Regions from separate parts of the Homo sapiens genome. Here region 2 is linked to region 1. A link is a contact called in ENCODE Hi-C or POLR2A ChIA-PET data. All regions are on one chromosome and are shown on one strand. The core of a region is the stretch at or near the end of the contact, and the rest is flanking DNA. Distances in the headings are between cores, read along the strand shown. Region 1 holds the start of DTNBP1 (dystrobrevin binding protein 1). Region 2 overlaps ATXN1 (ataxin 1).

Region 1 (5,571 bases), core at 3,072-5,571:
AGTGGCTTCGAAGTATGTACTTTGGTATGTCCAAAAGTCTTCCCCAGAGCTCAAGCCAATCTCTGTAAAAATGGATATTTTATGTGAACTCTCCAAAAGGCTCCAAGAATTCTGACTCAGTTAAATCAAATTACAACTCACTTTAGGTGAGGGGAAAAGATCTTTGAGTGAAGCTCAGAACCAATCCTCTTCAGTCTGTGGCCTAAGGCTGGCCCACCACCCAATTAAGGCAGGAAGAATGTGATGTAATCACTAGTTTTTCTCAAGGTTGACATAATTGTTACTACGCATAAAAATTTACAAAAAAGGCCATAAGTCCATGGACAACCTAGAGCTCCCCCCAAACCACCAGTAATCTCTACACTGCCCTTAAAGAACAATGGTCTTAAGCTGCACTTTTTCAAAGTTTGAATGGAATGTAGAAATTTATTCTTATTGGACATGGTTTCATCACCAAAGTGACATTCTGAGACTGATAAGGAATCGTTCTATTTTACTAAAAATGAAAAAAAGTAAATTTATCTAGAGTTAGGGCCTTCATATGAGTTTTCAGAAAGTGAAAATGATCACAGAAGCTCCGAAGAGAGGATGCTGCTCTGGGCGACAGCGGGAGCTGCACTGGCTGCACTGAAGGAGCCCAGAAATGCCTGAGGCCTTCCATTCCATCCCTGGGGCAGCCTGCACACCCGGTGTTTCCAATTATTTTAGAAGGCAGCTGCTCTGGCTTCCACACAATTGCTCTGCCACCAAGTGTTCTACAGAAACGCCAGGTCCAATGTGATAGCTCTGGGTGGCCAGGGCCATGTTTTTTCATTTTTTCTTTCTTTTTTAAGAGATGGGGTTTCTTTCTTTTTTTTTTTTTTTGAGACGGAGTCTCCCTCTGTCACCCAGTCTGGAGTGCAGTGGTGTGATCTCGGCTCACTGCAACCTCCACCTCCTGGATTCAAGAGATTCTTCTGCCTCAGCCTTCCAAGTAGCTGGAATTACAGACGCACGCCACCATGGCCAGCTAATTTTTGTATTTTTTAGTGGAGACGGGGTTTCACCACGTTGGCCAAGCTGGTCTTGAACTCCTGACCTCATGATCCGCCTGCTTCGGGCTCCCAAAGTGCTGGGATTACAGGTGTGAGCCACCGCACCCAGCCAAAAGATGGGGTTTCTTTGTGTTGCCCAGTCTTGAACTCCTGGGCTCAAGGGATCCTCCTGCCTCAGCCTCCCAAGTAGCTGGGACAACAAAATTGTTGGAAGATTCCATAAAGCTTCCCCATGTGGCCCTTTAACAGTCGTCTGTTTTAAAAATTGGTTTTTAAACAGATTTAATGTGTGAAACTTATCTGATCTGGATTTGAACAAACCAACTGTAAAAAGTCATTTCTAAGCACAAAACAAATCTGATTATGGACTGCATAATTGATAATATCAAAAAATTAGTGTTAATTTTATTATCTATGATATCAGCATTGCATTTATGTAATATGTTTCTTTTTTAGTGATGCAGCTCACGTCTCTTTCATCTTTGAATTCCACATTACCAACATATAATAAACACATGTGTGCTGTGTTTAGCGTCATCTTTTCTCCTCAAGGCAAAAATAATCAGTTATGTAAAGGAGGTTGATCTCAAGCTGAATATGGAAAAGTTTAACCGAACAGCTTAAATGTAGGAAATTGAGGACCTGAAGAAAGTGAACATCAGGCACTAGAGGTCCGGGTCTACTGGGAGACTGACATCACTTGGAGATGAGTTGTTTCTCCACCAGGTGACAGGCTAATGGCACACACTGACAGTCCAGTGGTTTGTCAGCTGAAAGTGACCTGTACAGGAGAAAGCCAACAAAAGACCTAATGAAGCCCTCTCAGGATGTCTAGCTCCAAAATGGCCCCAGACTACGGCATCTTTAAGAAGTCAAGTCAGTTTCCAAGGGGTTCTAACTAGATCCCTTTGGCATGTCTCTCCTTAACTAACTCTAAACGTTTAGGGTTACCCTGATCTCCCAGGATGGTTTGTGCCCCAGCAGTCCAGAGCCCACTCCAGAATCTACATTCCGGGGTAAAATGCCTTCTTACAAAGGTCAGGAGCATGAATGCTTCTGAGGCAACCATGTGACCTAGAGTTATAGTAACTACAAGATGGGCTCTTGTGCCATCAAGGAATTCCATGAAGTACTAACAGGAGAATAATGGCCACTCTCATGCTACAAATGGGCCATTTCAGCATCACACCAAAAAGTTTTCAATACAATAATTTACGCTCTGAAAAGAAGGTACTTTTACTAAATAGGGAGAACAAAATGCAAGCACGCAAGCACACCCATCAGTGAATGACTCCGAGCGTCCATAACTTTCTAAACACCAAACTAACAAAAATGATTGACGCATGGTAAGTGCTCAAGCGTTTGACAGTTTGTTATTCAACGCCCAATGTGCAAATAGTATTAACATTTTTGTCCATTAAGATAAAATTTTGGCTAACATCTTTCTCATTAGAAATTTAAAACGAGGCTGGGCGCAGTGACTAATACCCATAATCCCACCACTTCAGGAAGCCTAGGAGGGAGGATCTCTTGTACCCAGGAGTTGGAGGCTGCAGCGAGCTATAATAGCGCCACTGCGCTCCAGCCTGGGCAACAGAGCGAGAACTTGTCACTTTAAAAAAAAGGGGGGGAGGGTGGGCCGGGAACGGTGGCACACGCCTGTAATCCCAGCACTTTGGGAGGCCAAGGCGGGAGGATCACAAGGTCAGGAGTTCGAGACCAGCCTGGCCAATATGGTGAAACCCGTCTCTACTAAAAAATACAAAAATAAGCCGGGCGCCTCTAGTCCCAGCTACTCAGGAGGTGGAGCCAGGAGAATCGCTTGAATCCGGGAGGCGGCGGTTGCAGTGAGCCGAGATCACGCCACTGCACTCCAGTCTGGGTGACAGAGCAAGACTCCATCTCAAAAAAAAGGGGGGTGGGGGGGAGAAATTTAAAACAGTATGAGTGGAAATGTTCTCACATTCAGTGCATCCTCCAACAGGATTTGTAAGCTAAAGTTGAAAGATCCTTTTCAAAGACAGATCTTTTTCACTTTAAAGGAATGAAAAAATTAAAATTAAGCACTAAGTAACAATACTGACATGATGCTTGCTTCGTGTTTTACACATTAATTCATTAATCCTTGTAATAACCTTTTAAGTACCATCATTATCCCCATTTTACGGTAGCGGAAACAGTACATTGAGGCAAGGCAGCTGAGTAACTACGTTTGATTTAGTGGTCGAGCCAGGATGCCTAGGCAATCTGGCGCCAGAGTCTCGGCCTGTGGTTCCCAGGCGTTGGTGCCCACTGGAATCCCCTGGGGATCTTTAAAACGCCGTCTCCAGGCACTCTGGTCAACAGGTAGGGGGTGAGACCTGGGCATCAGAACTCTGAAAGGTTCCCAGGTGATTCTAAGCAAAGTTTGGGAACCGCTGGGTATTAAAAGCATTCCTAAAGTTCTGTCGCTTCTCCTGCTTAGGAGTTCCTTCGCCGAGGCGCTGAGCTCACGGCAAAGGTAGAGAAAGGACGCAACGGGGAGGGGCGGCCAGCCTTGCCAAGGGTTAGGCCGGCGAGCCGGGCGTGAAAGCCGAGACGCGGCGCGGAAGGCTGTGGCCGGAGGGTGCAGGCTGCTGCGCGGTGCGATCCGACTCGGGGAGGGTGGCTGGCCCAGCTCCAGGTGCGCACGAGCAGGTGTCTGCTGGGCCGAGGGGCGCAGGCCACTGTGCCGCGGGGGCGGAAGCGGTGAGGCGCGCTGGCTTCTCACATGACTTCCCTCCAGGGCCCAGCTGATGCTGCCGGGAAAGGACCGCAGGGTCCCACACCCCCCCCGGGCGCTCCGCTGCGCCGCCGAGCGCCTCCCGGTCCTGGGGGGTGCGCGTCACAGGCGGCCCGCAGGGACCTAAGTTACTTTGCGCCGCCCGACGCGAGGACGCCGGGAAGTTCGTTACTTTCCTCGGCGGGGCGGGGCGGGGAGGTGCGGGACAGGACGGACCCTGGACCGTGGCGCGGGGAAGGGAGCGAGGCAGGGGCATCCCAGGCGGCGGCCCGGCCCCCTCAGGTCCCTTTTCGTCGCCCACCGTATACCCACCCGGAGGTGAAATCCTGCTGCACGCTCAGCAGCCGCTCGCGAAGGGTCTCCAGCATTGCCGCCGCCGCCGGTCTCCTCTCCTCAGGCCTCGGGCTGCTGCTGCCTCTGTCGCCCCCTGGGTCCCACGCCGCCAACCCCGCGCTGTCACCGCGCGCCCCGCACTCCCACTACCGGCCCCGCCCCCGGTCTGGTCCTCGCCGCCGCGCCGCAACCCCAGCCCCTTCCGCGTTCCCGCCCCGCGCGCGCCAGGCTCGCGCAGCCGCAGTGGACTGCGCCGGGCTCGGGCTGCGGAAAAGGGGCGGGTCTTCCCCCGACCGAGAGGGCCAGTAGCTCCTCGGCTCATTCCTATCCCGCACCAGGCCTTCTCGTTTTTTTTTTTTTTTCTTTAAAATGGAAGCGGCATCGTGAAAGGATGATTTAACTCGAAGCCTCCTTTGAGGGAAGTGTTGGCTTTTACGTTTTGGAAGAGAATTGGATCTCTCTCTTCAATAGGCGATGTGCACAAATCATTGCATGGATTCTAGGTCCAGGATCTGACCCCACTGGCTTTCACCTTGAATGAGACAGTCAAATATTGAGCCTCGGTTTCTTCATTCATAAAATGGCAATAATAGTCGACTGTCTCGACATTCTTACTTTCCACTCTCTCTTTACCCCCCCAGGCTTTTGTGCCCTACACACCAAAGGTGATCGCCTTTCGCGAGTCACCAGTGACTTCCATGTTGCTGATGCCTTTTATTACTTCTCTGCCCTGATTTTTTCTCCACCTCTCAGTGGCTTTCAATGCAGTTTATCATCCCCATCCTTAAAACACTTTCTTCTCTTGCTAAGCACTCCATAGTTCCTCTCTCCCTTCCGCTCCACCCCTTCTCCTATTTTAATAGCCACTCCCAAGGCTACAGTCCAGCCTCCCCAGCTCTTCTCTCTTCTCCAGATGTGTTGTTCCATAGATGGATAGCATAGAGTCTATCCATTACCACGCTGTAAATTCTGTCAAGGAACCGATGACTCCCACAGCTCTATCTTCTGCCCTGTCCTTCCTCCCTCTCCGTCAATTCATACCAGTTGCTTACTCATGTAAGCATGTATACAACATGTATCCAAAAGGCATCTCAGACCAACATACACAAAATTGAAAATTTCATTCATTGCATGTTCACCTTTAATCTGCTCATCCTGTATTTTCCGTTTCAGTAAATGACACCACCATCCACCAATTTGCTCAAGGTAAGACACTTGAAATCACCTCTGGTTCCCCTCTTTTCCTCATTCCCCATATTAACCCATCAAATCCAATCAACTCTACTCCTGAAGTATTTCTGGAACCTCCTTCTCTTTCTATATCTTCACTATATTTATCCTGGTCGAAGGCACCATCCTCTTTCAATGGGAACACAGACAGTTCTTCCAGATTCTACTCTTTTGCCATACACACCCCTATAATCCATCCTTGACACAGCAGCC
Region 2 (5,726 bases), core at 2,143-4,642, 660 kb after region 1:
CTTAAAAAAAACAAAAACAAAACAAAAAAAAAACTGAAAGAATAGTTCTGTTTGCCTTCTGTATGGAAAAACATTGCAATGGTACAAGTGGACAACAGGGGGCAATAGAGAGACTGCCTGTCTTTTTTTTTTTTTTTTTTTTTTTTTTTAACCAGCCAGAACTAAAGTGGGCTGTGACCTCCCCCAGGGAGAGGAGCAGTGCTTTCTCCAGGGTGTGGCTTTACCGCCTAACAGGCAGCTTTCTCAGCGGAGCCATAGCCACCTCACCTTGTCAGATGCTGAGGTCGTCATGATTTTATTGAATCACACTTCAGTTATTTTCTCTCCACTCTCGTTCTTGCAGCTGTGTTAGTAATCATTAAGTCATTTTATGATCTTGCTGGGGTTCCACACATTTTCCAGAATGGTTTCTGATTAAATCCCAATGAAAATAAACTCATGGGAGCAGTACCACAGATAACCAAAGCACGTTACATAACGCCAGACAGCTCAATATAGCCCATTTTTTCATCCAGTAAATATATCCTGTTTCAAACACCCTAAGCAGTAAGTAGAATAGCCTTTATAACTTTTCTTTCTTTCTTTCTTTCTTTTTTTTTGAGACAGAGTCTCACTCTGTCGCCAAGGCTAGAGTGTAGTGGTGCCATCTTGATTCACGGTAACCTCTGCCTCCCAGGTTCAAGCAATTCTCCTGCCTCAGCCTCCCAAGTAGCTGGGATTATAGGCGCCTGCCACCACACCAGGCTAATTTTTTTGTATTTAGTAGAGACGGGTTTTCACCATGTTAGTCAGGCTGGTCTTGAACTCTTGACCTCAGATGATCCACCCACCTCGGCCTCCCAAAGTGCTGGGATTACAGGTGTGAGCCACCGCGCCCAGGGATGGCCTTTATACTTTTGTAAGCTTGAGGGCCCTCTGTCTTTCATCTCTGGATGCCCTGTCGCCAGCACCTCTTGCTTTTGGGGGTGGACCGCCTCCCACCCTCCTCCACTCTTTCCCTCCCTCCTCCCACTGCTGCCAGCAAGCCCATGTGCTCATCAGTGTGGTTATAAGAGATCTGCCTACCCCTTCCTCCATCCATCCCCCTAAATCGACTCCTCTAGAACTGTCACCTCCAACTCCCATTTTGGATGGACGAACCTAGACAGGGAGACAACACCGACTCACTTCTGGGCTCATAATTATTTTTTAAATGTCACCTTCCTAATCTGACTAATGACTGGCTTTTAAGAAAAATTTTAGCTCCTCTGTATGAAAATTCAATAAAATTCCTTTCACCACTTAGTCAATAACTACTATATCTAAACACTATGCACATACACGCATATTTATGCTGTTTGATTGTATATTTCAATCTTAGATTGGTGCTATGTCTATATACACACATATGTACATATCACCAAAAACAAGATAGAAAGAAAACAAAACGTCTGTTGTTTAAATATGTCTCCCATTTCCTTCACAAGAGTCCCTGTTTTCACAAATTGCGAAGGGCATCTGTTTTACAAAACATTTTTTCATGACACTATCCCAGACATACAAATTTCGCCTGTTGCTGGGAGCAATGAATTCTCTCATAAGCTAGGTTTCAGTAAGTATGTCTTGTTTTTTGGCGAAATTATTAAATTGGGCATTCTTAACTTTGTCTGCAAGTGAAATTCTCAGTCTTGTTTTACCTGTAGAGAAAGGCCGGTCTGCTTTCCTGGAAGGCTAAGTCTGCATGGTTACGTTCTCAGCATGAAAAAAATCAGAAAACCCCGTCTCAAAGATGAAGGGGGTAAGCGAGAGACCCATTTACTGCAATGTTTAAAAATCATTAATAAAAACAGTCAAAACGCTTTGGCTGAGTGTAAGAATCTCTGTGAGTGTTCTATTTAAAACACTGAATCATGTTCACGCAAAGCCTGACTCAGTCCTTGGTGGAAGTGTTTCAGGGTTGTTCAGTAAACCCACACCCTAGCACCGGGACGCCTCCTAACACAAATCCCACATTAAAAGCTGGGTTTTTCTTACACATGGTAGCGTGGCTCACAGAGCTCCCTTGTGGGAAGGCCCTGTGGGGAGGCTCAGGGATGGCCAGGAAGGACACTGCCCAGTGAGTGACCACAGCAGCTGTGACACGGAAGCCCTTAGGCACACAGGTTCTAGCTCACTTGCCTTCCTTTTCTGGGGCCTTAAAATGTGTGCCTTAGGCAGGGAAGGGTGGCTCATCCCTGTAATCCCAGCACTTTGGGGGCCTGAGGCGGGAGGATCACATGAGCTCAGGAGTTCAAGAGCAGCCTGGGCAACATGGCAAGACCCCGTCTCTACAAAAAAATAGAAAAATTAGCTGGGCGTGGTGGTGTGTACTTGTGGTCCCTGTTCCTAGGGAGGCTGAAGTGGGAGGATTGCTTGAGCCTAGGAGGTCAAAGCTGCAGTGAGCTATTATGGTGTCACTGCACTCCAGCCTGGGCAACAGAGCAAGACCCTATCTCAAAAAAAAAAAATGTGCCTTAAAGAACAACATAATATTCAGTGCTAAAAAGAAATGAGCTATCAGAGCAACAAGAAGACATGGAAGAACCTGAAATGCATATCGCTAAGTGAGAGACGCCAATGTGAAAAGGCGACATACCGGATGATTCCAACTGCATGGCATTCTGGAACAGGCAAAACTATGGAGAGAGTAAAATGATCAGTGGGTGCCAGGAGTTTCAGGTGGGGTGTGGGGGACAAATAGTTGATGCATAAGGGATTTTTAGGGTGGTACAGCTGTTCTGTATAATAATGTAATGCTGGATACATGACATCATAAATTCATCAAAAACAGCATGTACAACACAGAGTGAACTGTAGTATAAACTATGGACTTTAGTTAAAAATAAGGTATCGGTACTGGCTCATCAGTTGTAACCAATCTATCACACCAATGCAAGATTTTAATAACAGGGAAAACTGTTAGGTGTGTGAGACCTCTCTCTACTTGCTGTACACCTAAAACTGCTTTAAACAATAGTCTTTAATTTTTTTCTAAATGCTATAAACAACAACAGTCTGAGAGAATCAAAACATATAAGATGACCCAGTTGGGGGCACATATAGCACATACAGTTTAAAGGAGAGCATTTTTCTCCTTTTTTTTTTTTTTTAGAGAGGTACAAAGACCCACAAACAAAAATGTGGTTTGACATAGTTTCTCTGTTGGAGCCTTTCCAGCACCAGAACAGACAGGAAGTGTGTATTACCAACAACTGCGGCACAAATCCAGGGCTGGGCTCTGCACACAGGGCAGTCACCAACTATCTATTTTTTGATACATTAGGATTCATCGCCACCAAGCTCGGCATGTTCAATGTTGGCAAGTGGGTCTGCCTTGGCTGCAAAGGGACTGACTCTACAGGCTCATGTGCCGCCTGCATGAGGGCCTCGGCTATTTTTAGGTACCAGCTAATCCATTCAATGCATAATGTTACCACCGATGACTCACAGCTCACAGAAGTCAACCAAAAAATAGTAGAATGAAAGGAAAGCCATCGGTAGACAGCCAGTAAGTACATCATGATAACAACTGCTGTACGAGCACACACACAGGCACACTCACACCCACGCCAGGACAGTCGGGAGGAGGAAATGGCACTGAATATTAAGCAGCCACCGAGTCAGGGAAGCAGTCACCTCGGGAGGCGCTGGGAAGCGACAGACGGCCCTAATAACACAGAGCCTGGCATTTAGGAAAGAAGCAAAGGAACGTGTCAACCCAGAGCACTTTACCAATACATTTTACAACTCCACTGAGCAAATGCTGTGTACTCTTCAGAGAAGCTGAACCTAGGAAGGGTGAGACAGAAGGATGGGATAATATAGAACGCCGCCAGATGGAAGCCAAAGGCTCCCCAGCTGGGGCCATCCTGGGCAGGGCTGTCCCAGCGGGCACGTCACTAACAGCCTCTTGCAGAAGAGGAGCCTGGGAGCCCTTGTTTCTGCATTGGTTGTCTTACTGATCTGGAGGGCTGGAGCACCAATGCACCCCTCAAATCCAGTTCATACTCAGAAATACAGATTGATATGCTCACGCAGGCTGGCATGACATCATTTAGCCTTAGAAACAGGAACGGCGGGAAGGGTGCTCGCCTCGGCCACTCGCGGGATTCCACCCCGAGGATTACAGGCAGGGTAAAAATGGCTTATTGTGCTCATTGGAAAAGTTCAGCCTTCTTTCTAGACTTTCATCAGCTGCCTCTCCTTCCATAAACTCTTTTTAGAACACGAGGCCTTTGATTTATTTTTCAGCTGTGAATCACTTTCTCAGGGCCCGAGCCATCTAAGTTGAAGCAGGGAAGGGAAAACTAACATTGCACAAGGTCCCAGTGCTACTGACGGGTGAGGGATATGTTCAGACTCAGATCTCTTCAGTGCCAGTTCCTGCATTTTCCAAGCAGCTAACCTACTTCCTACCCAAGGAGGAGGTGCGAAGCCCCATCCTTCTTTTGAGTTGCATTGGCTCCCACGTTGATGCTATCGCCTCGGGGGTCGCATCTGGATGCGCCACAGACTTATGGCCTCAAACTTGGAGGATATTAAGTGGATTATATTTGGCAGTGAGGCCCAAGGGAAGTGATTCTGTCATCCTTTGGGACTCTCAACCAGAATCAAGGCATGGCAAAGCAGCAACTCTCTTCCAGGGTGGGGAACGTGCTATCACCCTCCACTGAAGAGGAAGGAGGCTTCCTTTGGTGCACGCAGTAACAATGGACAACACCTGGCATTCCCCTTTCCTCCCACAGCACCTAGGTGGGGGCCTGGGGGATGCATAGACGCTTTGCTCGAGTGGAGAAAAGCTGTACTGGGCAGGGCAATGCCACAGGGATAGTGACAAACACGGAAAAGCATTTTTCTCCTACATTGCCTCGTCTGGAGCGTCAGCTGGGACAATGCTGGGGGCATCTTTCCACAGTCTTAATGAGGAATTCAGCCCCTTAAAAATCATCCCCAAACTAAACACCCCTCAGTTTTATATGCCATGGCTTTAGTTCCCATGAGGTCTGTGTGCCGCTTAGCATGAGGTCAGTACATGTTCATCTTAATGCTCTTCTTGGTTTTTTGTTAACCGACGCTAATAAATTTTTACAAGGGCTGTGCTGTTCTGGAAAGTATAAAAGTGAAGCATTAAAAAACGGAACCCTCTCAAGAGATTATCTCCTATGAAGAATCATACGTGGCCGGGCGCCGTGGCTCACGCCTATAATCCCAGCATTTTGGGAGACCGAGGTGGGTGGATCGCTTGAGCCCAGGAGTTCCAGACCAGCACGGGCAAGATAGCAAAACCCTGTCTCTACAAAAAAACACAGAAAATTAGCTGGGTGTAGTGGTACACACCCATAGTCCCAGCTACTGGGGAGGCTGAGGTGGGAGGATCAATTGAGTCCAGGAGGTTGAGGCTGCAGTGAGCCAATGATCCCATCACTGCACTTCAGCCTGGGTGACAGGGCAAGACCCTGTCTCAAAACAAGCAAACAAACGAACACAAAAACCCACAGAAAAACAAAACTCATTTGCCTGGTTTAGAGAGGAGAGTGCTGCAGCTCAGAGAGGTGAAGTAACTTGTCCTGCCAGAGACCCAAATCCGCACCCCTGGGTCTGTCACCACCATACTATATCACACTGCTTTCCCTGGGGGTGTGATGTTGGGGGGGTCTTATGAGTTCAGGCATCCTCAAGAGTCTGTTCATGCAGGATTTCTGCCTAGA

Evidence for each region. A loop is a pair of places that touch in the nucleus more often than their neighbours do. ChIA-PET counts read pairs that join two places held with the same protein, here RNA polymerase II (POLR2A). Pooled maps may share reads with other maps.
Region 2: a map of CD8-positive, alpha-beta T cell shows a loop between it and region 1 (5-fold over the local background). The contact joins the enhancer-like site here to the promoter of DTNBP1 in region 1. A Hi-C loop is called at or near these places in 1 of 168 maps with a recorded cell type or tissue (CD8-positive, alpha-beta T cell) and 6 of 50 pooled maps. POLR2A ChIA-PET finds 5 or more read pairs at or near these places in 1 of 52 experiments (PC-9).

The regions. Positions count from the first base shown.
Region 1 is chr6:15,658,707-15,664,277 of GRCh38, forward strand. DTNBP1 (dystrobrevin binding protein 1) reads right to left here and starts at 4,322. Exons shown (of 10, transcript NM_032122.5): 1 at 4,108-4,322. The coding sequence starts at 4,163. RefSeq lists an enhancer at 3,529-3,578 and a silencer at 3,809-4,318.
Region 2 is chr6:16,316,744-16,322,469 of GRCh38, forward strand. The region is part of intron 7 of ATXN1 (ataxin 1); the gene reads right to left. Among named protein-coding and RNA genes, the nearest start is that of GMPR, 81 kb to the left of the region's middle. RefSeq lists enhancers at 3,595-3,714, 3,627-4,460. Within about 2 kb of position 3,393, at least 32 of the 41 ENCODE cell types and tissues checked have a DNase peak (open chromatin) inside an H3K27ac peak, as active enhancers do; they include CD8-positive, alpha-beta T cell, where a contact is called at or near this core.